6 separate regions of the Mus musculus genome follow, and regions 2, 3, 4, 5 and 6 are each linked to region 1. The links are chromatin loops, found by intact Hi-C in ENCODE. Cell type or tissue: heart. All regions are shown on one strand. Region 1 holds the start of Gm41914 (a long non-coding RNA gene). Region 2 overlaps Agap1 (ArfGAP with GTPase domain, ankyrin repeat and PH domain 1). Region 3 overlaps Agap1 (ArfGAP with GTPase domain, ankyrin repeat and PH domain 1). Region 4 has its middle 64 kb from the start of Gm41913. Region 5 has its middle 130 kb from the start of Gm34331. Region 6 holds the start of Agap1 (ArfGAP with GTPase domain, ankyrin repeat and PH domain 1).

The links. A loop is a pair of places that touch in the nucleus more often than their neighbours do. Peaks named below come from ENCODE experiments on the same cell type or tissue, not always from the same donor. Only the 100,000 strongest peaks of a DNase experiment are listed, where the experiment ranks them.
Region 2: a loop joins it to region 1, with 4 times the contacts of the local background. A loop is called at or near these places in 5 of 42 quality-filtered maps.
Region 3: a loop joins it to region 1, with 7 times the contacts of the local background. A loop is called at or near these places in 15 of 42 quality-filtered maps.
Region 4: it touches region 1 in a loop (2.2-fold over the local background); 3 of 42 quality-filtered maps call a loop at or near these places.
Region 5: it touches region 1 in a loop (7-fold over the local background); 7 of 42 quality-filtered maps call a loop at or near these places.
Region 6: it touches region 1 in a loop (5-fold over the local background); 9 of 42 quality-filtered maps call a loop at or near these places.

Annotation. Positions count from the first base shown.
Region 1 is chr1:89,579,127-89,584,126 of GRCm38, reverse strand. All of the region lies in intron 1 of Agap1 (ArfGAP with GTPase domain, ankyrin repeat and PH domain 1), which reads right to left. Gm41914 (a long non-coding RNA gene) reads left to right here and starts at 3,200. Exons shown (of 5, transcript XR_003947925.1): 1 at 3,200-3,374. In heart, CTCF peaks have their summits at 542 and 2,697; DNase peaks (open chromatin) are centred at 2,696, 3,176 and 4,006; H3K4me3 peaks cover 2,328 bases; H3K27ac peaks cover 2,213 bases; H3K27me3 peaks cover 1,013 bases.
Region 2 is chr1:89,629,524-89,634,523 of GRCm38, reverse strand. Agap1 (ArfGAP with GTPase domain, ankyrin repeat and PH domain 1) reads right to left here. Exons shown (of 18, transcript NM_178119.3): 5 at 3,995-4,136; 6 at 230-364. Among named protein-coding and RNA genes, the nearest start is that of Gm41914, 51 kb to the right of the region's middle. In heart, CTCF peaks have their summits at 278 and 2,552 (motif pointing right); no DNase peak of the experiment used is centred here.
Region 3 is chr1:89,523,745-89,528,744 of GRCm38, reverse strand. All of the region lies in intron 1 of Agap1 (ArfGAP with GTPase domain, ankyrin repeat and PH domain 1), which reads right to left. Among named protein-coding and RNA genes, the nearest start is that of Gm41914, 55 kb to the left of the region's middle. In heart, CTCF peaks have their summits at 2,683 (motif pointing left) and 4,136 (motif pointing right); DNase peaks (open chromatin) are centred at 2,724, 3,487 and 4,144; H3K27ac peaks cover 280 bases.
Region 4 is chr1:89,321,226-89,326,225 of GRCm38, reverse strand. No RefSeq gene overlaps it. Among named protein-coding and RNA genes, the nearest start is that of Gm41913, 64 kb to the left of the region's middle. In heart, a CTCF peak has its summit at 2,953 (motif pointing left); a DNase peak (open chromatin) is centred at 3,455.
Region 5 is chr1:89,233,173-89,238,172 of GRCm38, reverse strand. No RefSeq gene overlaps it. Among named protein-coding and RNA genes, the nearest start is that of Gm34331, 130 kb to the right of the region's middle. In heart, a CTCF peak has its summit at 2,710 (motif pointing left); DNase peaks (open chromatin) are centred at 2,602 and 3,092.
Region 6 is chr1:89,454,553-89,459,552 of GRCm38, reverse strand. Agap1 (ArfGAP with GTPase domain, ankyrin repeat and PH domain 1) reads right to left here and starts at 4,742. Exons shown (of 18, transcript NM_178119.3): 1 at 3,961-4,742. The coding sequence starts at 4,123. In heart, CTCF peaks have their summits at 2,971 and 4,823; DNase peaks (open chromatin) are centred at 2,932, 3,602, 3,922 and 4,822; H3K4me3 peaks cover 2,669 bases; H3K27ac peaks cover 1,556 bases.

The DNA.
Region 1 (5,000 bases):
AATATGTAAAAGGCACAGGATCCTAACCAAGTGGGAGGACCTGAAAGCTGGGGTATTTACAACACTATCTCTAAACGCCTCAGGACTGGCTGCACCCAAGTCTTGAGGAGTGACCTGACATTTCTGACATTTTCACCAATGGCAAAGACTTCATCTGGGTTAAAGGTGTAGAGCCCCCCCCCCCCCCCCCACACACACACACAACCTAGACTTTACAATAAAGTGAGAACCCAGAGTTCTGTGTAAATGTGTTTGCTAAGACACAATACACTTAAAAAAAAAAAAAGGCTACTTTCAGCTTTTGTTTTCCCCCTTTTCTGAGACAGATCTGATGTAGCCCAGGTCTCAAACCTGAGAGAAAGAGAGAGCGAGCGAGAGAGCACGAGAGCACAGGGTGACCCTCCTAACTCTACTTCCCAAATGCTGGGATTAGAAGCACAGGTTGTGGGTTTTCTACAGGACCCATAAAGTGTGTGGTGATGGTCAATCCACAGAGACAAGCAGTAAGATCATTACTACAGCCATTCCTAGTAAAACCTTGCACCCCTAGGGGGCAAACTTCCAACACACCTAACACCTTTACTATTGCAAACCCACTTTCAAGCCTTTGTCCCAAAGGAAACATCAAACCTCAAATGCTTTTAACTTGCATCCAGGTGCAGCTCAAGCACACTCATGCCAATCACGCCGGTGCTCCTCCCCTCTTCTCTGTAAAGCAGGTGCTTATCTGAACCCAGGCAACTAATTACTATTTCCTACCAAGTCCACAAAAACAGATGCAATCCCACTGGTAAACAAGAGCCTTTGTAATGGCACTTCCTCTGTGCAAGTAATGGCAACAGCCACTCCGTGCAAGCCAACTCCTTTTCTCTTCATTTATGCTCATGGGTGAGCTCACAGACTGGTATTGTGGTTCAATGTGTAGAGGTCAGAGGGGCAACCTGGGAGAGTTAAGTTCTCCTTCCACCATGTGGGCAATAGGGATCAAACTCCATCATCTTGGTGACAAGTGTCTTTACCTGGCTGAGTCAATCCCACTGGCCCCCAAAATAACTTGTGCCATTTCCTAACATTGTAAAAGCATGTGGTGAGGGAGAGAAAGTAAGAGGGGTTAATGGAATGGACCAAGGAGTCTGCCAAAACGCTGCAAGGCATGTTAAAACTAGACAGGTAAGGCAGCTCACCCTAGCAAGCCTGGTGACAGGTAACTTCCTATCAAAACAAAGAAAACAAGCAGGCAAGCAGGCCACAGCAGGGGGAGTGGGGGGTTGGCTCCAGAGCACTTCTCTTCCCTAGCACATTCCTAGGGCCAAGGCAGCAATATGGAAAGAGTTTGTCTTCCCAGTATTGTCCCCTGTCAAGGTTGGTTTTAGTGTGAACCTGGACCCGAGGCAGTCAGCTCCCCTGTGCCGCTCGCCCAGCTGGGAGAACTCTTTCCCCGAATGGCTGGAGCCAGCTGAGATTTGCTCAGGAATGGCTACACACCAACGCTGCTTTTCTACCTCCATAGCCAGCAGCAGCAGCTTTTTGTAATTAGACACATGATTAAGGAATCTCCCTAGTGAAATGCCCACTCCCCTTCCCACACAGTAGGTGTAACAATTACTCCACCCATGCCCACTCTTTTCCCTCCAGGTGATCTACAGAACCCATTTCCATCCATGCTTTGTGGCTTCAGGAGGCTTCTGCCTCCGGCCCCCCAATGTTATCTATCTGATGTCTAATTTATTGTTTTCAGTATCTCCACAAGGCCCTAGTAGGCATGTGAGAAAGAGACCCCTGAGATTTCAGGGTGGGCTGCAGGACTGTCACTTCCAAGCTTTCACGACCAGTTCTGGCTTGCTTTCCCAATGGCATGTGGGGGTAGAGGAGCCTGGATACCTGTCATTCATTCTCACCAGTAATGAGCTGACTACCAAAAGCTCTATAGGTAGGACCCGCCAAATCAGCCATCGCAGCACTTACAGATGGTGGAACCAACAGCCTGTCCCCACGTCCAGGAAAGGAGAAAAGGATCGACTCAAAAGGAATCCAGGCTCCTCTTGGTCAGCCAGTAGCTGCACCTGCATTGTACTGTCCAGGACCAAAGCTGCTATACCCACTCCACCCTCACCCCCGGTCTAGGCTGAGGCAGGCTCTAGCTCCATACTTCTGATGGAGAGGGCTGAACCAGCACCAGCTGGAGGCAGCAATTGGCCAGGTAATCTTACCCTAGTCAAGCTAAGGCCAGGTGGCAGGCCCAGAACTGCTAAAGCATATAAAACGGAGAGACAGCATTCAGTAGTACCCAGGCTGCTGTACTGAGCAGCAGGCTAGTTCACACCCTCGCGACCACTGGCCAGCTGGACACCGGGAAAAGCAGGTGCCCGCTCTGTTCCCGGGCCTCAAAGTGCTCACACCGCAGTCGGCTGGAGCGCAGACCCAGCCCCCACCGCTCCTGCCCAGGAGTCCCCGGCTGGGCTGCCCTGCCCACCTCTGCGCGGGGACCCCTCGATGCTCTCGGCGCTGGACGAGTGCGTGTCGGCCGGGGCCCGCCGCAGGCTGAAGTAACCGCGAGAGCGCAGGGCGCCGCTGCGGGGTGAGGGCCCGCCGTCCCTGCGCGCGAAGATGCCACTGAAGAAACGCAGCAGCCGGTGCTCCGAGGCGGCCCCAGGGCCGGCAGCCGCGGCCCGCGCGCGCTCCAGCCGCTGCAGGTCGCTGTTGTCCAGCGTGCGGTTCTTGCTCTTGCTGCGCTCCCAGCGCTCCAGGTCTGAGAGTGCATCGTTCTTGCTGAGCACCTCGCCTACGTCCAAGGTGTTGCGCTTCTCCGCCGCCGGCTGCGCTCCGGCCACCGGCTCCGGGACCACGTCCGCCTCGACTTCGTCGTCCGGCGCCCAAGCCAGACTTCCAGAGCTGCTGTGGCGCCTCCCGCCGCTCAACGCAGGGCTCCGCGGCGCCTCGGGCTCGCTCCAGTGCCTAAAGCTGAGGCTCCGCCGCAGGGGCGCGGCCCGAGCCTCCTCACCGTCAGGACTGCTGGGCGCCTCAGCCGTGGGGCTGCCCATCAGGTCCGCGGGCTCCGCGCTGCGTGAGCACGGCCGCAGCCGCCCGAGCTCCAGCTGCCCGGTGCTGCGTGTGCGAAAGGCGCGGAAGTCCCAGGCGCGCGGCCCGATCTCAGGATCCTCAGCCGCCGCCTCCTCGGCCTCCTCCTCCAGCCGCCCGGGCGCCTCCGGGGAGCGCGCGGGCCGGGGCCGCCGAGTAGGACGCGGAGCCGGAGCGGCCAGCTGCTCCTTCCTGACCATGGTCACCGAGATGCGGTAGACGGTCTTCCTGGGGGGCGTCCCGCGCGACATCGCGTCTGCGGGCGAAGACGCGGGTTCGCCGCTGCTGTCCAGCAGGTACATGTCCCCAGGGGCCGCGGCCGCCGCGCCGCCCTCCGAGGCCGGGCTGCATCCAGCGCCGCCGACCGCCGGGACGCGCGCTTCGGGCGCAGAGCTGGCCAGGTGCTGAGCCCGAGCGGGCAGGGAGCGGCGCCCACGCCCCCCGCGCGCAGCGAGGCCCGCGCTCAAGCTGCGGGAACAGCGCCCCTGGAGTCCGCCCGTCCGCGTGCCACGCGGCCCGACTGCCGGGGTCCGCGCCCGGGGAGCCGAGCCATGGGGGGCCGGGCGGGCGCTCAGGCACGGAACCCGCCTCGCCGGCAGGTGCGGCCTGGGTGCGCAGGGCCCGCGGCGGGCGGCAGCGCCCGCGGCTTCATTGTCTAGTGCACGGGGCCCAAGCGCATCCCAGGGCCTTTTTCTGCACAGCTCGGCGATCCGGCAGCCTCCGCCTCTCCCGAGGCTCCCGGGCGCGCGAGTAGCTGCGCCGGCCGCGGTCGGTCGAGGGGCGGGCGGGCGGCGGTTTAAAATGGAAATGCGCGCCGGGGCGGGGCGGGGCGGGCGGAGGCCGACGTGCGGAGACTGCGGGCCGCGCGCCCAGCGGGGCCTGCGGGTCCCGGGAGCGCGGAGGCGGCGGCGAGCGCGGCGGAGGGCAGGTCCAAGCGCTGGGGTGGATCCCCCGCGCGGAGCGGATCAGCTCCTAGCAGTAAACCTATACTACACTCTCCAGGACCTGCTGCAAGGTCATCTGAGGCCTCAACTATCCCTGAAGCTTAGAAAATGAAACTCAAAGGACCTGCTGGAAAAGCACCCCCACGAGGCTGGGGCAGGAGGATGGTTGAATTTAAGGCTAGTTTGATCTTACACGTCCAGTTATCCCAGCCCACCCACAAGGAAGATACCAGATCTCAACAATAATAAAGATTTCTTTGGAACCTGTAACTTCTAACTCCTCGAAAACAAGAGGATCTGGAGAGATGGCTCAGCAGCTAAGAGCACTGTGTTCCTACAACCCACGTAGGGATTCACAACCAGCTCTAACTCCAGTTTCAGAAGTTCTATGCCCCCTTGTGACCTCCAAATGTGCCTGTATGTTCTCTTGGTACATTGTACATACACATAATAAAAAATAATTTTAAAAAAAAGATCACACAAAATCAGTCACTCCCTGGCGCCAGTGGTCTCTAAGGTAATTTATATGGTGTTTTCCAAAATATAAATCTGCTACCTGAGCAGCAGGCTTAGAAGCAGGAAGAGCAACTTGCCAGTCTCCTCTCCTTCCTGACCACCTGGTTTCTCCACCAGTAAGATGGAGATAACGGCTCCCTAACTTAGATTAGCACTCTTGAGGCAACTGGAACCTCACCATGGAACCTCATGGGGGGGGGGGGGGTGTCAGGCACACTCACCATGAATATTTAAAAGTTGCATATCCCTTCACTCCAGCTCACCTCCCCAAGTGTTCATCCCCACCCCCGTGTGATACAGGATTTATATACAGACATCAAGCCAGACCATCAGACTATCTTCTGATCACAGATGTGCTGCTTCGTCTTCCGGTTTACAGGGCCCACTCAGATGCTGATAGGGTCTCCTCTTGGCCTACAAAGGCCAGGGGACCCTGGAGGCTACACATAGGCAAGGTACAGG
Region 2 (5,000 bases), 50 kb before region 1:
CAGTGACACACCTGTGCAGAGCAGGCTACACAGTGACACACAGATGCCATCAGGGACTACTCTGCAGGGTTCCTTCTTCTGAACACAGCCCCTAAAAGTGTAACTGGGAGCAGCTGCCCAACGCTGCTGCCTGCACACTACGTGGTGGGCTTCTGTCCCCACAGCCACGTGTGACTGTTCTCCCAGAGTGTGTCCCAGAGCCCCTGCAGTCACAAAGCTGGCCATTTACCGTCCTGGAAGACCCGCTCCACGTTGAGCCCATAGGTGGCGCACGTCTCATAGTACGTGCACCTCTTCAGGTCATTGGAGAGCTTCCGAGCCCTGACGTCATCGATGACCCTCGGGTTGGTGGAACTTATGGCATCTGCAACAGACAAGGACAGGGTGCTCACTAGCATCTGCTTCCCATGACTCTAGAGCCCACGGGACTTAACCCTGCCCCACAGCCAGTTGCTTCCTGCAGCTCTGGGGGCCCCTGCAACTCAAAACCCATCAAAGCCCATGGAGAAGTCATTCCTCCCAGAAGTTGGGATTCTGAAAACAGTTCATCCTCAAAATTGGGCTCAACTCAACCCCTGGGGTAGGGAGGTCACACATGTCGTAACACTCAGGAGGCCAAGGTAGAAGGACTGAGGTCAAGGCTCTTTTGGAGAGAGGCTCATTATCCTATCCTTTAGGCTCACTTGGTGTGTCGAAAAACAAAACAAAAACAAAAACAAAATGTGTGATTTTGGACACTCGGTGTCCATGTGACAACAGCCTCCCCAACAAAGGTTCCTCGGATACAGCCCAAAGAACATGTCCATCTGTCTTGCCCAACAAGTAAGTATATCTGACATATGTTTACAACAAGTAGGGAAAAGGTCCTTTTTAAAGGCGTAAACATTTTTATTTTTAAAGTAAAATAGGAAGGAAATAAATTTAAAACCATAATTTCTCGAAGCCTTTGTCTAATTTGGAAAGCACAGACCACCAAGCTCCCATTTTATCCAGCCTGGGACCCCAACAAACTGCAGCTACCCCATCCACATATGAATTCAGGTCAGTGTGTCACAGAGGTGGCCCTGGGCCCGCAGCTCAGCTCAGCTCTAGCTGGCCCCCGTATGCACCCACTTTAACTTGGCAGTGTCCTAACGCTGCATCTCCTAATCAGTCTAACTGCAAGTCTTTGGGGGTAGAACAGGCCTAATGAGCACCGGAGTGGTCCTTCACTCCCCCATGTGGCCCCAGATGAGCAAGCATAGGCCATTCCTGCCCTAGAAGATGCACTGAGCTCAGCACCACCTCTCAGCACTGGCCTCCCGGCCTCCTGCAGGCTGGGTATCCCTAAGAGTTTCTCAGCTCTCTCTCTCACCCTAACAACCCCTGGCCTCTAAAACCACCTAGCCTAGCCAGCAGAAAGGAACCCTCAGGCACCTTCTCATATCACCTGAGGGCCTTGCTGCCGACATCCCCAGTGTTGGCACAGGTGCCTCAGGAGCCCACTGAGCATGGAACACATGGGTACTGACAGAATATCATGGGGAAGCCGCACAGAGTCCAGCTTCTGCCATAGGTGCCCTTGGTCCCTCAGCCCAGTAACAAGGTCCAAGCAGGGCCCCAGAACAGCTGGTCCCATACTGAGATAAAAGAGATTAAAAAAAACAAAAAAACAAAAAACCCTAGATCAAGGTCAAGTCCTATGTCCACTGACTCTTGACACATGACTACCTGACCTGACATTTCCTCTCCCAAAGCACTGAGGGGCTACACTAGCTCTAGTCTAGGAGCGTGGGCCAAAGCCTGGACTCTTACTCCGCCCCACTGCAAACAGAAACAAACGCTGTAGGCATGAGAAATGCAGCAGGCAATCTGTTCTTTCCAGCCAGCATGAGCCACGGAGAGTCCACAATGGGAAAATGTTGTGTCTCAGAAGCAGGCCCACATGGCTCTTACACACTGGGCTGCTGCTGGGAATTGCCCGGTCGGTCATAGACAAAGCATTCCTTCAGAATTTTCCCCTGCTCCAACTGTGGGGGAAACCTGGCTGGGAGATGCAATGGCTTTAAGACTCCACTTGAGGACTTTCCAGAGCAGACACCTTAACCATGCCACCATGTTGCACAGTGTCAATGCTCTGGTAGCAGGTTTCAGGACTTCTAGGGTCCACACATGCACACACACACATAGATGTTCTAGCCATTTCCATGACAGGCTGTGATACTTGTATAGGACCTATATCATCTGCTTGCATACTTCATCTTAGGTTACCTGGATGGCAAGTGTACCATGCACAAAGCTTACAACTTTGGTACAGCTAACTTCTTGGTACAAAGATCAGATTGGCCCTGAACTTACAGAGATCCACCAGAGTGCTAGTAAAGGCACGGACCACCACACTGCTTTGTATTTTTGAGACAGTCTAGTTTTGTAGCCCAGGCTAGCCTTCAGTGGCAATCTGTCTTTCTCAACTCCCTAGTACCATGATTACAGGTGTGTATCACCTGTATTTTACTTTTCCTGTTGTTGGACCACATGAAGACAGGAAGGCCAATTGCACATTAAAAACCAAAGCACTGTCTCCAGGTGACCAGCAGAGGGAGCTATAGGAACAAAAAAGTCTTCTATTTGGTTTAAGATTGGGTGGCAGAGTTTGGTGCTGCAGGCTTCAGAAATAAGAAAGACCACTGCATGCATCCGAAAAGAAAAGAAAGAAAAGAAAAGAAAAGAAAAGAAAAGAAAAGAAAAGAAAAGAAAAGAAAAGAAAAGAAAGGAAAGGAAAGGAAAGGAAAGGAAAGGAAAGGAAAGGAAAGGAAAGGAAAGGAAAGGAAAGGAAAGGAAAGGAAAGGAAAAGAAAAGAGGAAAGGGGAAAGGGGGAGGGGGGAGGGGGGAAGGGGGAAGGGGGAAGGGGGAAGGGGGAAAGGGGGAAAGGGGGAAAGGGGAAAGGGGAAAGGGGAAAGGGAAAAGGGAAAAGGGAAAAGGGAAAAGGGAAAAGGGAAAAGGGAAAAGGGAAAAGGGAAAAGGGAAAAGGGAAAAGGGAAAAGGGAAAAGGGAAAAGGGAAAAGGGAAAAGGGAAAAGGGAAAAGGGAAAAAAGGGAAAAGGGAAAAGGAAAGGAAAGGAAAGAAAAGAAGAAAAGAAAAGAAAAGAAAAGAAAAGAAAAGAAAAGAAAAAGAAAGAAAAGGAAAAAGGAAGGAAGAAATGGTGGTCTCTATGGGAACACAATTTTAATATTTTAGAAGTGACACACTGAGGGCAGGCAGCCAGTGCCTCATTACACAGCTCTCAAACCCTGACTGCACGTCAGCTGGTAAATACCAGATTTACTAATTCCAAATGAAATAGCAAAAGCAGCTCAAATTTTAGAAAAGTCAGGAAGGAATACTCCACAATTTTGCTTAAAACCTTGGCTGGACTCCAGTGGCCAATTCCTGAGAGCGAGTCTGTGACCAGGGCTGAGGGAGTTGTCCGATTCTGTGTGACAATCACCTTACTCAGAGGACATGTTTTAAGTGATAAGAAAGACAGTAATAACTGAAGTCACAGGGAGGCTGTGGCCTTTGTGAAGGGGCTGCTGGGTAGAAAAGGAGAGACCATGAGATCCTGAGAAATAACAAGGGTGAGGGCAAAACTCAACTGTGTGTCACAAGCTAGTACCAAACGGGCACTGAAAGTCGAAATTAACCAGACACTTGGTGTAACAGAAATAAATAAAAACAACCTGATTACAAGGTGTCTTATGCAAAAGGCAACTAAGGCATCGTAATGTAGACAAACCATGAGCCAACAGGTTTTCCTAAAGCACCAGGGATGGGGTTGGGGTGGCAGATGTCTGTCTGAGCCTGAGTGTCATTTCCATAGCACTAATCAAGAAAGGCCACGTGATGGTAATTCTCATTCTGAAAAGCAACTTCAGCCCCAGCCCCCACTTTCAGCTTCAGGTCATTTCCAAATTCCTCCATACTGCGCACATGCCCACAAAACCTTCAGAAACACCCGAGCAGAGCTGGCACTCACCCTGGGTCCCCACCAGCACTAATGGGATCTCACTGGTGTTCCTGTAGTTGGCCATTCGGCTGTAGTAATGGTAGACAGTCTGGAAACTGATCTCATCCTCCAAGCTGAAGACAAAGATGACCGCGTCCACCCACATGGCGAACTGCAGAGAGAGGAGTGAAGAAGGGCAGCTGAGCGGGGCCCAGGATGAGGCTGTGAGGCCTGACGTCCGTGTATGCACTATGGCCAAATTACTGATGTTCCCTCGTGTGTGTGTGTGTGTGTGTGTGTGTGTGTGTGTGTGTGTGTGTGTCCCACACTGCAGATGCAAGGCTCTACCTGTGCCCTGAAGCCTCCCCATCTGGAAACAGGCCATGGGGGTCAGTCCACACAGCCTCCACAGAACCTTCCAAAGACTTAGTGGACCTCAAGTTGAGTGGGGACTCTTCCTCTGCACCCACACAGTGTGCTCAAGAGTCGTAGTGCCCACAGCGCACACCAGTGAGAGTGTTTTCCCAGAGAGTTCCTGCTACAGCAGAGGCTGAGCAGCCACCAAGCACACCCACCCACTCAGCTCCCTGCTGGGAAATTACTACTCATTTGTAGCAAAGTTAAAGGGGGAGTGGTAAGGTTAATCTATACCCAGGCCTCTTCCATCATCGTATTTACAACAGCTCTCTTATTTACAACAGCTCTCTTGGGAGGATGAAGCTGAGGGAGAGACCAGGCTCCCTGCAGTGCCCAGCAACCCTCTCTCACAGAAGCTGAGACAGTCTGGATCCAGTCTGTGTCTGTCTCTTTACATGTGTAAACAAACAAGGGAGCCCCAATCTCCCCCTGGAAGCTCACCCCGGGGAAGCTCTTAGGGTCAAGGAAGAGCTCCTAATTAATTGTGCCTGCGTGTGAAGTGACAGCCACCTGCAACAACTGTACGCGTTTCAATGTGGAATATTTACCCAAGAGACTTACAGACCTCAAGTTCCAATGGCACACACATAGGTCAGTAAGACCTTGGGGCAAAGTTTTC
Region 3 (5,000 bases), 55 kb after region 1:
AACTCCTCCCAGGAAAAAGTTCCAACTCGCCAGGCTGCATTGAGATGTCCCAAAGCACAATGTGATTGCATCTGATAACACCCCCAATATTCCTACCCACTGCTGGGGGGCCATGTAAAGTATAATGACCAGTAGTATATGGCTTATACCATTTGGGGGACTCCATGGTTCATGCTGTCCAAATTCAAGTCCTCTGAGCACTACCACCAAACTCCCTGAAACTTAGCATTGTATGATCGTCCTCTGTTCTGCATGGGCCACGCATGGAAAGCAAACCGGACCTATTAATTATCCTAGGAAGCACCAGGGAAGTGTGGCCCAAAGGAGCACCCTGCAGGCCGCTCTCTACAGCCTTGAGTTAGGAGGGGGTCTTGAAGGTGTTTTCAGCTCTCGATTAATTTTTAAAACCTTTTTAAATTAATTAACATTAAAAATTAAAAGCAAAGATGCTGCCAGTTGGGTCCAGTAGAAGCAACATGTTATCAAGACATTTGACTGCAGGACCCAGGGTCACCTGCCTGAGCCACCTTACTCAGTACCTGTGACACACCCAGAGGGCCAATGGAGCTCCACAAAAACACCTGCCAGCTTACACCAGCTCTGTAAGCATGGGCGTCTGAGGCCACTGTGCTCGCTTGGCAAGTCTAAGATGAATGACCCGGCGCAGTGAGACGGGGCAAGTTGAGGCCCTGCTGTATGTGCACACACTGGCTACTTCCCCAGCTGCTGAAAGAAGGTACTCCGAATGGGACACACTGCACTGGACTTCCGTTCTCCTGGGAGACAAGGGGCAGAGTACAGAAAAGAACAGCGTCTGGGAGATGAGAGAAGCTGGGTGGTCTGAAGGGTTTCGCCATGTGTGGCCTGAGATCAGGCCCTGCACATGGCTGTCCTGATCCAGAGTGAAGTCACCTAGGCCCGCATCTCCAGGAACTGCGTTGCGAGTGATGAGTGCTGAGGCCCTCGTTGGCATCTAGGTGCCCTCTGAGGCCAAGGCCTACGGGAGTCTGCTCACTCCCATCCCTTCCCCACAGAGCTGACTCGGTCTGCACGGGCTGCCACAGACTCAGTGACCTGACCATGCACAGGTGTTCTGAAAGCTTACATCCAAGGTCAGGTGTCATCCAGGACACCATGGACAATGGCAGGCCATCCCTTAAGCCAATGACTCACAAACTACCCAAGGTTGGGACCATTAATACAGTGACCCTTGAATACAGTCCCTCCTGTTGTGGCGACCCCCAATCCACAAAAGTATTTCCTTGCTACTTCATAACTGTAATTTTGCTACTGTTATGAATGATACCATAAATATCTGAGATGCAGGATATCTGATATGTAACCCCTGTGAAAGGCTTGTTTGGCCATCCCCCAAGGGGTTGCGACCCACAGGTTGGGAATATCACTGCCTCAAACTAGAGAGCATTTTGTCCTCACTATGCATCACAGTGAGAGTGGGGACACTCACCTTACTCTGCCAGTTTTGCTCTGGAAAGGAGGTCTCACTATGCTGCCCAAGCTCCCCTCAAACTCCAAAACTCAAAGGTTCCTCCTGCCTCAGCCCCTCCAGTGCTAACACCACAGTCACCAGCCAACCAGCCCCATCTTTATGACCTAATCCCTAAAACTTCCCCTCTACCCAGCATGGGGAGTGTCACAACCCAGTCCAGAGTCTCAGTTGACAGTCACCATCCATCTCTTCTCTAGGACTAAGGAATAAGAAAGGAGGGAATATGTTCTCCAAGGTGCCTTCTCTGTAGAACCCTGCCATTCAAAACTCATCAGAAACACTAGCATCTACTTCTACCAGCCTGGCAAGTACACCAGTGGGAACCCCAGCTCCTTCTGCACCCACCCGGACCAACAAGCATTGCCTGGAGTCCATCAGAGACACAATTCTAGGTGTCTCATATCTGCTGGGCACAATTCAGCCTGGAAGGAGGTCTCCGGGACTCAGCACATGGATCCTGAAGGCCCAGAGGGCTCTGGTCTGAGCCACAGACCCTCTCCAAGGACTCCAAGAAGTTTAACCTCCTGCGCTTGCCTAGCTCCTCCCACCCAGGTGTAAGCATGTATCAGCTGAGAACACAGAGGAACACAGGAAAGGGTCTGCAGCCCCAGGTGTCCTGGCTGGCACCCTGACCTTGGAGTTGTCTAGTCACCTCAGGCAGAGTTGGATTCTCAGCATTCATGGCCAGCTTGCCATGTCACTAACGTGAAATCAGATTAAGACAGTGACCCCTGAAAGTATGATGTCCCCTCAGGACTGCAGTATTCCACTGTGTGCCCAAGCACTGTCCAACCACTTTGGAGACCACTACCAGGTGAGGAGGGGTGCCCACCCTCGATGTACAACTGTACTTAGCAGTACACCACCAACCCCGTGGTTCTCCACCGTATTTCTACAGTCCACTCTGGCTGCTGCTGACTTACCAAAAAAATGAGTGTTTGCAAACCAAACAAACGTATACACTTTCCTTAATTTTCAAAGATGACTAAACTTTTCATAAATGGCTTTTCCCGCTTCATATTACTACCAACAGCTAATTCCGTTGGGTTCTTTCAGCTACACACACTCGGGCACATCCACACGGAACAATATGAACACACATCTTTAGGGATGGATGTCACAGACTCCGGGCAGTGGGGACAGCACTCTGTTTGCATGTCTCACTCCCTCCATCTACTGGTGGCTGATGAGAATGAGTCAACCAAAAACCTGGCTTCAATTTAAAACAATTGGCAAGATCACATGACCCACCCGTACCTGGGAATCTACCCAAAGGCCTAAGCACACCGCAGGGACACCTGCTCGTTCATGCTGCTCGTTCATGCCTACCGCATCGCTGTTCACTGCAGCCCAGCGTCTGGCAGCAGATGAACGGGTGAAATGTGGTACATACACACACAGGAGTTTTATTTAGCCATAAAGAGAAAATAAAGTATGTGTTGGCAAGAAAACCGACAGAGCCAGAGACTGTCATAATAAGTAAAGTAAGCCAGACCCAGACAGACAAATACTGTCTTTTCTCTGTCACACGCAGAACACGGGTGTTATACACACCACACCACACCTCCACACACGCCATGAAAGTGGGAGGGGAGCTACTTGGAAGGAGCAGGTACAGGAGTGGGGAAGATGGGAGCAGACAAAAGATGGAGAAGACAGTGAGAGAGAATGATACACTTGATGCGATTATAAACACATGCTTTGAACAAATAGAAAATATGAAAACCAGCAGCACCAACAAATGTCCACAGCATCGCTTCGGTCACAAATAAAGAAATGAGTGATTCAAAGCCAGGTCAGAACAGGAGCAGACAACAGTGACCACTGGGGGAAGGCGGGACCTGGACCTCACTCCCTTCCTGGACGGACAACCTCTGCATCCTGGACAGGGGTTCTATCAGCATTTCTAGTGGGCGGGGACATCCTCCCAAGATACCTGCTCTTCTGCAGTCAGTGGGGAACCGGGGCCATGCAGAAATTAGTGCTGTAACCACGCAGGCTCCCTTACAAGCCTTTTGTTCCCCCTCCAAGTCTTCCTGCTTTCTGGAGACATCTGAGCTATCTCATCTGGGTCCTCCTTCCTGTCAGCTGACCTGGGTCCTGACTCCACCCACTGCTCCCCAATGGGGGAAATGACCCCTCCACTCAGGAGCTTATAATCATGTTTCTATCTTTTATAAAGAACTAGCAGGTTGGCTTAGTGGTTCACACCTTTAAGCCCAGAACTCAGGAGGCAGAAGCAGGGGCATGAGTTAGTTCAAGGCTAGCCTGGTGGGGGTTGGGGGACGACGACACTCTGCCTCAAAAATAAATAAATAAAATGAAAAAGAACTAGCAGCTCACAATGCACTAATCACTCTCTCAATTCTTTCAAACAGAAAAAGAAAAAAAAAAAGGTTAAATCTCATGGAACCCTGGACAGGAAATAATCCCAGAGGTTAGCTGTAGGAAGAGCAGAGAGAAGAGACCAAGATATCATTTAAGATATCAGAACAGAAGACCTGAAAGTCATTTCTATTCTTGGGAAAGAAAGGAAGATCACAGAAAGAGATCACCTATGGTGTGTATGTATGAAACAACTGATCCCCTTCCTGCTAAGTATACATCCGCAATGCAAAGTCTGGCATGGCCAGCAGGGGGCAGTATAGGCGAGCAAGAAGCTAAGTCTAAGATCCCACTATCCACTTAGATTACTCACTTCCTTCCCTTCCTGCTGCTTCAATCGCCTTGTTTGCTGAGCATGAGTCTACAATTACCGCAGAACAAAAAATTTAACCTATGTGTACTCTTAAAATTCCCCTAAGAATGTGCCTCATCTCTTTTTTTATACTACCTGAATAAACAAGTCTGAAAGCCTAAAAGCCAAAAATTCACAGTATATGCACTTAAATGTATGTCTGTTTGCATGGTGATGATGTGTTTATGCTACAGTCAGCAAACACAGCTTGCTTAATGAGGCAAAAATCTTTGTCAGTTTTATAAAGCAAAGTTCATGAGAAATATTTAATATGTAAATAAAGCAGTAAAATGTGATCGAAAAACAAAAACAAACAAACAAACAATAACACACCTCACTAATACCACTACAACTCATCGTAAGACTTTAAGCCATTGTTTATTAAGTTAGACTCTCAGGCCTGTGGAGGTCATCAGCAGCCCACCTCTGAGAAGAGTGGATTATCCCACCCATTTCAATGACTCCCTTCACCACAAACCCAGAGGGGTCAGGAAAAGCTGGCTGTGTGCATTCCAGCATGCAAGCCTGCAAAAGTTCTGCCATCCACTGCAGGGTGAGGCACTCAGCTAGCATGCAGGACTGAAGCTGTAGCCCATAGCTTGCCAGCCACCTCAGAGCTGGGCAGGTAAACAAGGGGCTAACAGCTAGAGATGGCTGACTCTAGATGCTCAGTGACCCTCAAAGATAAAAAAGCGGCTGACTCCCACTCCACTGTTCAAAGCCCCTTTCCTCTGACCACAACTGACAGCAGTC
Region 4 (5,000 bases), 260 kb after region 1:
CTGGCTGTCCTGGAACTCACTCTGTAGACCAGGCTAGCCTCGAACTCAGAAATCCGCCTGCCTCTGCCTCCCAAGTGCTGGGATTAAAGGCGTGCACCACCATGCCCTGCATGTTATTTCTTCTTTTTTAAAAAATATTTTTATTAGGTATTTTTCTCATTTACATTTCCAATGCTATCCCAAAAGTCCCCCATACCCTCCCCCCTACTACCCTACCCACCCACTCCCACTTTTTGGCCCTGGCATTCCCCTGTACTGGGGCATATAAAGTTTGCAAGTCCAATGGGCCTCTCTTTCCAGTGATGGCCGACTAGACCATCTTTTGATACATATGCAGCTAGAGTCAAGAGCTCAGGGGTACTGGTTAGTTCATAATGTTGTTCCACCTATAGGGTTGCAGATCCCTTTAGCTCCTTGGGTACTTTCTCTAGCTCCTCCATTGGGGGTCCTGTGATCCATCCAATAGCTGACTGTGAGCATCCACTTCTATGTTTGCTAGGCTGCGGCATAGTCTCACAAGAGACAGCTACATCTGGGTCTTTTCAGCAAAATCTTGCTAGTGTGTGCAATGGTGTCATCATTTGGAAGCTGATTATGGATCCCCGGATATGGCAGTCTCTAGATGGTCCATCCTTTCGTCACAGCTCCAAACTTTGTCTCTGTAACTCCTTCCATGGGTGTTTTGTTCCCAGTTCTAAGAAGGGGCAAAGTGTCCTCACTTTGGTCTTCGTTCTTCTTGAGTTTCATGCGTTTAGCAAATTGTATCTTATATCTTGGGTATCCTAAGTTTCTGGGCTAATATCCACTTATCAGTGAGTACATATTGTGTGAGTTCCTTTGTGATAGGGTTACCTCACTCAGGATGATGCCCTCCAATCGAGGAGCTGGTTCTTTGAGAAAATCAACAAGATAGATAAACCCTTAGCCAGACTCACTAAAGGGCACAGGGAAAGCATTCTAATTAACAAAATCAGAAATGTAAAGGGAGACATAACAACAGATGTTATTTCTTCTTGAGTAAGTTTGATGGTCTTTCCAGGACTCTGCTTGCTAGTTTAAGTCCGCTCTAGTTTAAGTTGTCAAGGCTATCAGCACAGAGTTGTTTAATGTTACATTGTTACTCTTTTGACAGCCATAGGTTCTATAGGAGTGTCTCCTTGTCTGCTGACACTGGTAGATCATGGTTTTTCTGTCTTTTTATTTATTTTCTCCCCTTCCTCTGTAGTGAGGTAGGAGGCCATCAGGCTTTCCATCCCATTGTTCAGATGAGAAATAAGCATTGACAAGAGTCTCTGCCTTACATAATACTTAATGAGCAATCTGGGAGGGTGAGGATGTATCCATTTTGATTTGTATTCCCTCCAGCTTAGAAGGAAGAGGGCTTTCCCAAAGAAATGCCTAGATCCCAGAATTTGTCATATAGAGATTCAGGCACACATAGATAGAAAGATGTAATTCTTGTTCCAGTGTTCATTTACTCATTCATCCAGCCCTTCATATGATTCATTCATTCATTCATTTATTCACTCAATACATTTTTAAAGATGCATTTATCTCTGTGTGCATGTGTCTTTGTGCGTGAGGATATACACGCATGGGTATGCAGGTGCTTGTATCTGTGCTTTTGTGTGGAGTCTGGAACAATACACCAGCTGTCTGTCTTCCTCTCCCATTCATATATTCCTTTGAGATAGAGTCTTTCCACGAGCCCCTGGCTCACATTTTCTTGGTAGTTTGGGAGCCACCAAGACCAAGTGATGCTCCTGGGCTGGCCTCCCTCAGAGATATGCTTACAGGAGTGCAGGGGACATGTGGCATCTTACATGGATGCTGGATTCTGAATTCCATCTTCATGACTATTCATCAAGTGCTCTTGGCCACTGAGCCATCTCTCTAGACCCTACTTAATGCACATTGACTTTCAAACCTGTACTGAAGCTATAGGACATGTGTTTGTGGTGGCCTAACATGTTGGATCCCATGAAGGCAAGCAGTGGTGTCAGGCCCAGAGATTTGAGATAGTCTACCTGTGAACTCAGTACCACAGCCTCTGCCTTGTGCAGAGAGTTACTCAGGACCTAGGCCAGACTAACAGGAGCATCTTTTCCCATCTTCTCGTTATCTTCTGTCCAGTCTGAGGAAAAGATTTTCCTCCAATGTTGTGTGTGTGTGTGTGTTTCATATTTAGTGTGTTTTCTTCTATTTTCTGGAGGAAAAAGCAAAGGGCTGGCTGTCTTCCTTTAAAAGGTAACAGTGTTTGTCCATGGAAGTAGAGTGAATGACCAGCAGACTGTGACAGAGAAAGAGCCAGTATAATTTGGACTGCGAGGCATTCTGCAAATGGCTAGAACCCAGGACTAAAAAGAGCCTCTTTTGTTCTTTAGCACAAAATTCCAGTGATAGCCATTGCCACTCATTGGACCTTCATGGTGAACCTTTAGGGGGACATGGGACAGAGCAGGTGGCCATGCAGCAGGTGTATCTAGGTTCTGAGAACCAGAATTGGACCCCCATGGGCAAGAACCACAGCCTATACTTTCAGGTAGTTGCTTTAAAAGAGCCACCTGGAGCTGAGGATGTTGGTGGGCTCCAGATAGCATTTACAAGTAGAAAGTAGAATAATTTTTAAATAGATTAGATGGAGAAATTAGAATCTGAGAAGCAGGCTCCTGTATATCACTGCTTATGAGTAGAGGAGAATACTGTATTATTGGAAAAATGATTTTTTTTTCTTTTCTCAAAGTCTTGTGCCCATTGAAAGCCAGCTTAAAAAAAGTCAGAGAACTGGAAAAAATAATAAAAAATTTAAATATATATATAGAATTTCAGGGACTAGAGAAATGACTTAGTGGTTAAGAGCACTAAGCACTCTTGCTGAGGACCTAGGCTCCAGTCTCACCCACAGATCTGTAACTCCAGTGTCAGGGGAATCTAATGCCATCTTCTGGCCTCTGTGGGTACTGCATGCATGGTGCGTCTACACACATGCAAGCAGATATGCAAGATTCTTTTAAAAGATCTTCAAAACAGAATTTTGGTTGATGACGTTTTGGGGGACTTTTTAAAAAGTCAGAAATTATCTTGTTCCTTAGTTTATAAAGTCAGGAGAGGGCTGGGTGCAAATAACACTGTGGGTGTCAATCTGCTAAGTGACAATATGTTAATTATCATGGATCTATATTGGGCCAAGAGAAATGAAAAACAACCAAACCAAACAAACAAACTGAAACGCAGAAAGTTACCTTTAAATAGTAACTGAGAAATGGAAAGTCAGGAAAACAAATGGGCGATGGCCCTGGAACCCTTCAGTGACTTCAGCAGAGGCAGAATCTCTGCCTCTCCTTACAGGAAGTTAGAATAATGCCTGTGATTTCCTTTAGGCTCAGAATACAAATACAAGATCCCTGCCAAAACAAAGGACAGCAGCTTCCCACAGCTCTGGAGGCTGCTGGGTGGTTCTTAGGGTAGAGCTCTTGGGAGAGGGCTTGTGTTGTAGTGCCTTATGGGCGTGCTCCAGACAGGCAAGTCTGCAGGTACATAGCTGGCGAGGAAGGGAACTGAGAGGGGAGAGCATGTTTTATCCAGACTGGAGAAGCCCCCATGTTCTACAGCACTCTCTGAACTCTGTGGTTTGAGAGGTTAAGACATTCAGGGGTGCATGGTTAGACTGGTACAGCCAGTATCTAAAGCCACAATAGAGAATGAACCTTGTCCATTATAGGTTAACTTATGTCCCCACTACTACCACCACCACCACAATTCAGTTTCTAGAAGCCTGCAGTGCCCTAGCATCTGTCTAGATGAGGAGACCATGGGTTCTAATCAAGGTGCCTATGCTAAAATGTGGCTATCAGGTTTGGACCCTCATGTCATTTGACTGGAATTCCCATAAAAAGTGGGAATTTGGAGACTGGGAAGAAAGCTCAGAGGCTAACAGTGCTCACTCTGCAAGATTGAGGGCCTGAGTTCAAATCCCCAACATGGAGGTAAGAAAAAGAAAGAAATCAGGCAGGGCTACATGAGCCTGTAGCCCCCAGCACTGTGAGGTGGAGACAGGGGGATCCCTAGGGCTCAATGGGCAGCCAGTCTAGCTGAAGGTGTGAGTGTCCAGTTTCCTGAGAGACTATCTCGAGGTAACATGGAGGAAGCAATAGAGAAAGACATCTGAATTTTCTGCTCTTGCCTTTGCACAAGTCACCACACACTCATGTACATAAACCACACACACGAACAGCTCTCCTCCCCCAACACACACAGGAAGTAGGAGTTTGAATACCCAGAAAGACATTCAGTATACGTGCATGGAACAAAGACCACAAGAATCCAGCAGGAAGGAGGCTACCCAAAATCCAGGGAGATTCAGGAGGAACCACACATTTGACAATACCTTGATCTTGGACTTCCTGTACGAAAATAAGTTTTTATCACTTGAGCTGCTTGGGTCTGACATTTTGTTATTGTATCACTGTTTGCCAGTTATCCGTCACTGTGATATAACACCTGATATAAATCACTTAAAGGAGGAAGAACTTACTTTGACGTACGGTTTCCATCCATGGTTGGCTGGCTCCATTGCTTTGGTCCAAGGCAAGGCAGTGCATCACAGCAGGGGCGTGTATGTGACAGAACACAGATGGCTATCGCAGGGCAGCCAGAAAGCAGAGAGAATTCACAAACATTTCTGGACAAGGTCTATCTTTCCAGGGTATGCCCTGTGATCAGTTTCCTCCAATGAGGACCCATTTTTGTTTTCTACCACTTCCTAATGATGCTATCGTGTTATGAATCCATCATGGGATTCAGCCATTGGGAAGAACTCAAAGGCCATCAGCTGGCAACCAAGCCTTAAACATATGAACCATATCCAGTGCAGACAACAACACAGGCAAGAAAATGAGTACAATAATGCTAAGAAACACCATTGGGCGTTGTCCCAAATGCTCTGCTTCCAGCGGTGGAAACAAACGGTGCAGCAGACGTGGTTCTGTGTGGTGCCATGA
Region 5 (5,000 bases), 350 kb after region 1:
GGCAGTCAGATGTGCACAGCCCTGGCAATAACTTGAAGAGAAAAGTTAAGGACTAAAGGGGGTGGGAGGAGAGAAGGAAGGAGGAAGATGGGGGAGGAGGAGGGAGAAGGGGGAGTTAAGGGGAAGGGGAGGAAGAGGGAGGAGGGAAAGGAGGAGGAGAAGGGGGAGGGGAAGGGGAAGAGGAGGGGGAGGAGGGGGAGGTTTTAAGCCACAGCATTCAGTGGGAGCTAAATCTGCTCCCTCATTCTTGGATCTGGAGACATGACAGATGGCAAGTGGGACCCGACAGCCAGACTGGAGCCTCAGAATATGCTCGCCCCATGTTCTCATGTGTGTGTGTGAGTGTACGTCTGTCTGTAAAGAAGCCTAAATATCAAGTATATGTGCATGAACACAGGTGGGGTCCTTAGGTCGGCTTCTGGTGTCTCAATCACTCTCCGTTTTGAGACTGTTTCTCAGTGAACCTGGAGTTTACCACTTCAGCTAGACTGTCCAGCCATCAAGTTCCTGAGACCAGCCTCTTCCTGTCTTCACAGTGCTGGGGTCCCAGATGCACACTGCCACCCCATCCGGCTTTTACGTGGGTGCTGTGGATTTGAACTCAGATTCTCACGCTTGCACATCAAACACTTTACATAACAAGGCATCTCCCCAGTTCCCTCATCTTGTCTTGATAGCAACAGCCAGAGTGTCTAATTTATCTCAATATACTTAATGTACATCCTAATAAACAAGATGTGAGACCAGGCGGGTGCTTGAAACGGCTTAGAAACTAGGTGGTTGCTATGTGCAAAACAGGCCCAAGTAATGCTTTTGTGCTTTGAAATAATGGGAATAATAAATGTTTGCTGTAGGATGCTACAGACTAACAGAGGCAGAGGGGAGAGAGGGCTGCCTTCAGGTGGAGCAGCTCACCATGAAGGCTCATCCCCAGGTCCCCTGTGGCTTAGGTTTCCTCTTCTGGGCTCAGTCTTGCTGCGAAAAGTCCTTGTGGGCTTCCGGATCCATCTTGGCTTCCGTGGATCCCGCTGTTGATAGCTCTCATGTGGCCTTCTGTGATCAGCTCACAGCACTGTTGGGGACAGTCTAGTCTTTCACTTCCCGAAGACCTAGGTCCCTGGAACATACTTCTCTTGTCTTCTTGAGAAGAGATCTTGTCCTGATCTTTTTGGGGGTGTAGTTTCTTCTAGCACCGCTCCTTGACGCATCGGGGAGCTTCTGAAAAGCATCTGGCCCACCTGCTGCACCCAGGGCTTCTTGAAGGACTTTGCCCAAGGCTTTTCTAGAGCGCAAGTACTGAACTTTCATAATTCTCCATCCCCATTCATAGATATCTAATTACCAATATCTTATGTGTTCCAATAAGAAGTTTCCTCTCAAAACACAACTATCCCCAGAGAAGTCACATCCTGGCCTCTATAGACTTGCTGGGTGCAAGTTCACACTCTCCAGGAACCAGCTGTGACAAGGGCAGGAGGGTTGTCTCGTGTGAATCACAGATTCTTAAACTGAAGGTCATGACTTGGTATGGGGCCATGAAAATGAACACGGGGGTCATGAAAGATGTGGCTGGCAAAAAGGTTTCTGAATATTCAGTGGCCAAACTTTAAATCCCACTCACACAGGAGTCTGCTGGGAACTGAGTCTGCTGGGAACTCGGTGGAAGGTGAGCGAAGCCTCCTTGGCCACGCCCTTGTCTTTACCTGCAGTGGACACTACACTGACCAACAGAGATCATCATTAGAACAACTGGGGTGGGGGAGTCACTTCGATATGCACCTTTGAAGAGGGCTTAGGCTCAAAGTGTGTCTCCTGAGAGCCCCTCACTGTGTCTGCCTCTTGCTTTCTTCCCTCCGTCCCTCCGTCCCTCCCTCCTTCTGTTTCTGTCTTGTGTCTTGTGTCTCCGTCTCTCTCCTTGGGTGTCTATGTCTTCTTTTCTCTGTCTTCCCTCTGTATCCCCGATTTTATGTCTCCATTTTTGTCTCTCTCCCTGTACATCTCTGTCTTTTTGCCTATCTGTCTTTCTCCTCTTGCTGTGCATCTCTCTCCCTTTATAAAGCATTTTAGGAGCTGGAGAGATGGTTAAGAGCACTCACTACTCTTCCAGAGAACCCAATTTCGATTCCAGCACCGATATGGCAACTCACAACTGTATCTCCGGTTCCAGGAGATCTAGTAACCTCTTCTGGCCTTTATGGGCATAAAGTCCATACGATACACAGACACGCAAGCAGGTAAAACACTCATACGCATTATGTATATGTATGTGTATGTATATACTTTTTAAATGTTTATTTGAGAGGGAGGGAAGGTGATATCATGGTTCACAAGAAAAGGCCACAGTCCTAGAGTCTAAGTTGGGGTTCTCTTCTACTGTGCAGGGTCAAGGGATCAAAGTGAGGTCGTCAAGCTTGGAGGCCAAGTGCCTATGCCTTCCGAGCCACCGAGCCAACCCGTCTCTGTCTCTGTTTTTCCCTCCTGTCTGTCTTCCCTCCTGCTCTTCCATCTCTCACTATACACAGGATCAGCTTCTCCTTTCCTGGCTGCTGACCAGAACATCACCCTGAGGCCACAGGCTGTTCAAAAAGGAGGAAGTTCTTTAGCAGCTTGCCCGTTGTCACGGCAACTGTTTCCTTGCTAGCCAAAACATTCACTTTGCATTCTCCCTTGCATGGGTTTCCTGGTCAGATTTTTTTCCTGCAGTGACATCTAGTGTCCAAACACTATGGAAAAAAAAAATCCAATGATTTATGACTGGTCTTGAGGACACTATCATAGCAGAGGGTGTCTGTGGCCCTAGACCCTATACTGTGCCCCTCTGAGCTAGACTAAAAGGTGTTCAAGGGGCTGCTTCGGACCCTTGCTTCATATCACCACTCCTGTAATGGCTTTTTCTCTTCCTGAGTCCTTGATGGTTGCTTCTTTGCTGTCTGTGCTGGACAAGATTCTGTCACTTGTCCCAGGTGTCAGCAGCAATCTGCACCTCCTCGTCCTCTGTCACTCACTCTTATAGGGTGACACGCATGGATGTAGACACGCCTCTGAAGACACCGGACAGCACCCACCCCCATGCTTCCTCTTTGCTACTCAGACTTCTCCAGCAGCCTCATGTGGGAACAGGGCGGGAAGTGACACAGACAGAAACCTCCTGGTCAGGCCCCGAGTGAAATGACCCAGTCGTTTCCTACAGAGACCCAGATTGGGGGCGATCAATCCAGAATGGTTCAACACCTGGATGGTCTCTGGGTCTCACCCAGTTTGGGGAGCAGGGAGCATCCCCGTCATCCCAGCTTTACCCACGTGTGCATGCTTTACCCTGGCCACCCCCTTGTGCTGCTGGTGTCCCCAGTTTTCAAGATGACTTTAGGGCTGGTCTGTCAAGAAGTGGAGCCACTGGCTTTCTACTGCATTCAGAATTCTGCTAAGGGGATTCCCTGGGAAGGGACAGGGAAAAAGTTGAGCACAGGGGACGCCAAGGAGAAGGTGGTTGGGAGTGAGCACGTAGCAAAAGCTTCACTGGAAATGGGAAGAAGGAAGTCAGAAATAATGAACGAGTCAAGCAGCAACCGGAAATGAGCCGTCCTAGGTTTTTAAAGTGGGAGCCACTCTGAGTAGCGTGAGGAAGTCTCTTTTTTCCTCTGGGATGTGGATTATCCTTTTTTTTTTTTTTTCAGCGTATCTGCATGGTTTATGTAACCCATCCATTAATCTCTGTGATGGTAAGCTCTGTTAATTTGACATAACCTAGAATCGCTGTGGATGAGAGAATCTCAGTGAGATTGTTCATATCAGATGGGCCTATAGGCATGTCTGTGGAAGGTTGTCTTGACTGTCTTCATTGATGTGGGAAGACCCAGCCTAAATGTGGGCTGAGCCTTCTGGTAGCAGGTCAGATAAAGAACCTGGAAAGAGAAGAGCGTTGACTTCTTTTTTTCCTAACTGGCTTTCATTCTCACTGATGGGCTCATCTACTCCATTGCTGCTGCCGCTTCCTTCACTAATATTAGCACCATCCTGACGCTGCTAACAAGCTGAAGACCAGCAGCTCTCAAGAATCCTCCAGGCCTTTGGCACCAGATGGGGACTGCTGGTGTGTTGAGAGGGAGAGGCCACTGAGTAGAGACCTCGGGGTTGGTGCCTAACAAACCGATGGATGGGAAATGCTGAAGATGGAGCTGGGGCTTTGGAAAGGGGAGTGTTAGTAGTACTGTGTCCAACACAGAACCTGTGAAATGTACAGGAAGAAAATGCCACAGCCAACAGACAAAGCTCTCCAAGAGCAGAGTAAAGGATGCACTGGAGACCTGAATGGGCTCATTAGCACCTTAATGGTATTTAAAGCAATATGCAAGTTTTCAGATTGTTGAAGCATGTTTGTGTGTGTGTAAGAGACGTGTGTATGCAAATCCATGTTTGTTTGTATATATGTGGGGGGGCATGCTTGAATGTGTATATATCCATGTCTGTATGTGTACAGAAATATGTTTGTGTGCATGTATGTGTGCAGAAGAATGCTCGTGTGCGTGTGCGTGTGTGCTGCTGATACTAGGGTTGCAAATGTGTTTCCTCCCATGGGAAAAAGCTTTGCTGTGGGACACCACCCAGAGCAGAATCTGATCAGCATAGAACCAACCACCAGGCATCGAGTCAGGAACTCACCCAGAGCGTGAGATACATGTCCCAGAGGTGAAGCTGGAGGAGGCTTGCTCCCATGAGCCTTATCACCAGCAGGCTGGCCAGAGAGCTCTGCAGGATGCATGAGGCTGTGGCAGTAATCTTGGGCACTGCTGATTTACAAATTGTACCAGTCTGGCACTCACACTGTTTGCTCGGCTTTAACCTGAAGCTGGAACTGGTTGTCCGGGCAACAGAAAGGGATTTCTGGGTTCTCAAACTGGAAGTTTAACTGGAGAGTTTGTGACACTCAGGACTGCTTAGGGATGGGCCCACCAGCTCCTCCTCATCTGGGAAATGCTTGTCCTGGCCTCATTCATGTTCAG
Region 6 (5,000 bases), 120 kb after region 1:
CATGGTCTCCAAGCCTGTGTCACCTTGTACCACCAAGGCAATGCCTTCCTAGCTGAGCATCAATGAAGACACACCTATCCAGATTTGGTGTCTGCATGCACCTGTGTCTGCATGCACCTGTGTCTGCATGCACCTGTGTCTGCATGCACCTGTGTCTGCATGCACCTGTGTCTGCATGCACCTGTGTCTGCATGCACCTGTGTCTGCATGCACCTGTGTCTGCAGGTTCCACATTTGGTTACGCCCAAAAGGACATCGGACATCCCCTGGAGCTGGAGTTACAGGCATCCACCAGACATGGATGCTGGGAACTGAACTTAGATCCTATGAAAGAACAACAGTGTTCTTAACCACTGACCCATCTCTCCAGCCCCCCAAAAGTTACTGATTAGTGGGATACCACAGACTCCTAAAACAGACACTTCTTATAACCTACTGCTGTCATTCTTAGCTAACTTCTAAATCTGACAGTAGGCCCTATAGCTGAGGTCACCACATACGTAAGACATGAAGAAATCAGGCTGGTACTGACCTGGGATTTCATCCCCACTGGCTAGCAGTCATAGTGCTGGAAGGTTATATTTATGTGACCAAGAACTAAAAATATTTGACAGTTTTACCCAGCTGTGGATCCCACAAGCTGTAACAATGACTAGCCTACCAAGATATATCCACTGGCACATGGCAATATATGCATTAGTGGCACAAATGTTATAGGAGTAACCAACCACTTTCTGGTTGGATTTAAATCTCGTTCTACAAGACGCACTCTATGTCTGGTGTTGCTAACTAAGCCAAAAACACATGTTCTGCTAGGTTATAGGCCTGAGGGGAGAACCTAATACTATTGTTCTCCTATAGGGATATAATAACAAACTGCCCCCTGAATTAATCTTTATACCCTTAGATTAGTACAGCTCCCAACCCTCATCAGAGAAGCTTCTTTTTGCAGGACAGATTAATAGACACCCACAACTGGTCAATACCCAGAGCATAAGAAACTGGGAAGTACCCAGCTCTGAAGGGAACACCTGTCTAACACTTGCTCCCTCTCACCAAGGCTCGGAGATCCTTGCAGAGGAAGGGTCAGAAAGATGACAGTGGATGTCAACACTGAAGCAGGATTCGCTGGACGTGACATCACTGTGCACATAAATAAATACCAGCTATGATAGCGTTCACAAGACCAAGGCTGCCAAAATTCCAGCACAGACGAGGAAGGGCTCGTCCCTAGCTGAGGAGCATCTGGCACTTAATGACTGCTTTGGGGAGGAAGAGTCAGTTTTCTTCAAGGATGTGGCCCCTAAAAGAGCAATGGATGCTCCAGTGGACAATCCTGCACCAGTGCACGTATGCACAGCAGCAGTAAATGGGCCTGTGTATTTGTAATGGCAGTGAGAGCGAGGAAGCGCATCAAGTTGGGAGGGGAGATGGGAAGTGACTGGGAGGCAGAGATGATCAAAGCACACACGCATGCGTGAGGTTCTCAGTAAGAACCGTTTATCCTCTTCTCACCCAAGACCATCATGCTACACAACTTGGCAACGCTCTCACTATGCCAAACACCGAAGAAGCAGATGAAAGACCTGCCCGTATCTTAAAACTTACACAGAAAGGCCAATCCGTTATAACCCATGAATTAGGATTTAATTACAAGAGGCACAGTGAGGTCCTGAAACAGTGATGCATTGGGAAGACAGAGACCCGGGGCCTGACTGACCCTTTAGTTCAGAGGTCATGACCCCTCCCAACCTCCACCTCCTCCTCTATATGGTGAGGCCGTTGTGAATACCAAAACATCTGTCCTCCAGTTCTCCACAAATGTGCAGTGTACCGCTGTAGATAAGTAAGGGCTCAACGAACAGAGGCAGATACCACCGCTTCTTCTCCGGGCTCACTGAATTTACTACAGACTTGGCACAATATAGGCATTTCTAGTCCTAGCCGAAAGAATAGCATTATCAGAGTCTCCAGCATGAGCCATCCACTAGCTCAGGTTTCACTGAGAATGACAAAGGTTATAAAGAGAAGGGGACATGGACTCGTCTTATTAAGGTGAGCATCAAGCTATCAAGGAGAGATCATTGCGGAAGAACAACTTTAAAAAAAAAAAAAAAAACACGAAAGAACATCCTCTTGCTAACAAGACCCTAGAGTGTAGCTTTAAGAATGGGAAATGAGTCACACTCAGCTGGAGGTCTTTCTCTCCTCTAGAGCAAGAAGCTCCAGTCAGGTGCATTCCATTCCTGGCACCAGCTTTCAAAGGGTTTCATCAGACTTCTGTATACGCAGCCAGGAAGCTGAGCAGCCATCTGAGAGAAACACGAGAACCTTTCAGCACTTCTGACAGGAACCCACAGACGGCTCTCAGAGGAACCCATCAGCTCTATCTCCTCACCATCAACTGGGAGGATGATGAGGGGAGACAGTGCCCTCCTCAACACCACAAAACTCCATGACACACAGAAGAAGCTGTGCCTCTTAGTGGGTCTGGAAGCATCTGAAGCCACCACAGGCAGCCATGAACACTCAGGGGGCCCAGGTGCACTGAGAGCCAGTCCCTCATCAGGATGGAGCTTGCTTGGACCCTCCCCTAGAACTACAATATATCCGGTGGATAGTCAGTCAGTCTTCCAGCCTGCCTGGGACGTGGTTCAAGTACATGAGGCTGCCAAATGCCAAGAGGATCAGCAACAGAGCCTCCACCATCTCTATCCAAGCAGCCAAGTTTTAAACCCAAATACTTCAGGGTTAGAAGTTCAGAACACACGGGAGCCAAGCTTTCTTAGGGGCAGAGGCCGTCTCACAACAGGGGGAGGAGTCGGGGGAGGAGCCCAGGGCAGTACCTGCACCTGTTTTTGAACACACTCCTGCTAGACTTGGAAGGTTCCCATGGCTCTCAACAGAGGACTCACTAGCCTTTGGCAGGCGCAGTATTACACTAGGACAAGCCACCTGCAGGCCTTTTACTGTCACTGGCCAACAGCAACTCAAGAGGATAGACTGCTAATCCACTGGCTGATCTATGACACATTACCCATTTAGATGCCACCTGCTCCCCCAGGTAAATGATGGCAGGCCCGAAGAAACAACCCAAGGAAACAGGTCAGGCACCTAGTAGGAGAGAAACGGGAGCCATGGGTAGTCCAAAGAGAGCACAAGCCAGGGCAAAGCCACCGGCTCCATCCTCCCCTGCAGGGATACTGCCTTGCCTGACACTGGGGGCTCAAAACAGTGTTCTGTGCAAACACAGGCTTACAGGCAGCAAGATCATCCACTTTTCCGCCCCTTGGGTGGCTCCCAAGTAGCCGACGGATTAAAGTGCCCCTTTCAGCAAGACAGTATCAAGGTGTCCTGCCTCCCAAGAAGGGTTATAATTTGCCTCAGGATTTTAGTACAAAACGGCCAGCGTTTGTACAACGCCAGTCCGATCAGCACTGGGGCATGATACTGCCTGGGTCCCATTGGCTTCCTACATGTGCCACCTCCCCTGTATCCGCGAACTGGAGGGGGGGGGGGGTAGCCAGCCATGAAGCAACTGAATAAGCTGGCCGGAACAGCATCCCCAGCAGCAGCGCTTCTCAAAACACATCTTCAACGTCCACGAAAGACACTCAGGCCGGGCCTGATAACCTGTCAGGGATCCAGTGGCGCCATCCCAAGCAGCTGCCCCCAGGCGTCTGCTGGGCCCGGACGGGGCTTGCGGGCCGCCCCGGACGTAGCAGCACCGTGCCACTTTCTCACAGGAGAGACTCCATTGTCCATTATCAAATGAACGCTGACAACCCATCTTCCCTGGCTGACTGGCCGGCCTTGCGGGACAAGAGGCACCGCAGTGCTCTCTCCGCCGGGCAGCCGCGTGTGTACACACGCAAGCACACACGCGCGCACACACCCCGCCGCGCCAGGGGCGCCCGCTCCCCCGCGCTTTCCAGAAGCCCCGGGCGGCCTGGCCCTCACCTTCGATGGCGATGACGTGCTCCCGAATCTGGTTCTGCAGCACCGGCTCCTCCACGCGCTCCAGCAGCTCGTAGATGGAGTAGATGTTGGGGTGGACCGACTCGAAGCGCTGGATCTCGGCCCGGATGGCAGCCGAGTTGGCCAGCTGCTGCTGGTAGTTCATGGTGCAGGCGCGGCGCCCAAAGCCGCGCGCCCCCCGTCGTCGCCGCCCCGCGCCCCGGAGCCCCGCGGGCCACCGAGACCCGGGGCGCCGCAGCCCCCGGGGAGCACGGAGCCGAGGAGGCGCAAAAAAAAAAAAAAAGAAAGAAAGAAAGAAAGAAAGAAAGAAAGAAAAGAAAAGAAAAAGAAAAAGAAAAAGAAAAGAACGCTGAGGATGAAGCAGTAGAGGGGCTCAGTTCATAGCAGGGACCAGCGTCCCGGGTCAGCGGGCCGTCCGGGAAGACCGCGGCGCCATGGAGCGCGGCCGGCCGCGGAGGAGGCTCGCTCGGGCGCCTTCCCGCGCCGCAGCCGCCCGCACCCCTACACGCCGGCCGGCCGAGCAGCCATTAAAGCGCAGGCAGCACGGCGCTGCGAGCGCCGGGGCCGAGGCCCCCGGGCAGTGGCCGCTCTGCTCCGGGCGCACGGCTGCGGCTGGGTCCGCGCGCTTGTGAGTGCCGCGCTACCGCGCGGGCCGGGGCCCTCAGCTGCCCTGCGCCGTCCGCCAAGCCGGGACCGAGCTGTAGGCGCCTTGCCAGCCGCGGAGACCGCTCCGAGCGCCGCCCGCCGCTGCCCGGCCAGCCCCCTCCCTGGCACGCAGGGCTCTGGCCCACGTCGGCCCCGCCCCCGCCTGCGCTCGCCGCCCTCCGGCCGCCGCTGCGTCCTCGGCGGCGCTTCCCAGCGCGCCGGATCCCGGGGAATTGCGCCAGACCCCGCCCCGCGCTGCCTCTGGGCTTGCTGGGACTTGTAGTCCATCACGCCGGCCGGCCCGCGCGCGTGGGGTGCGCTGTGCGATCGCGTCGCAGCGCACTGGGCGGGCCCCGCGGGACGTCCGGATGCCGCTA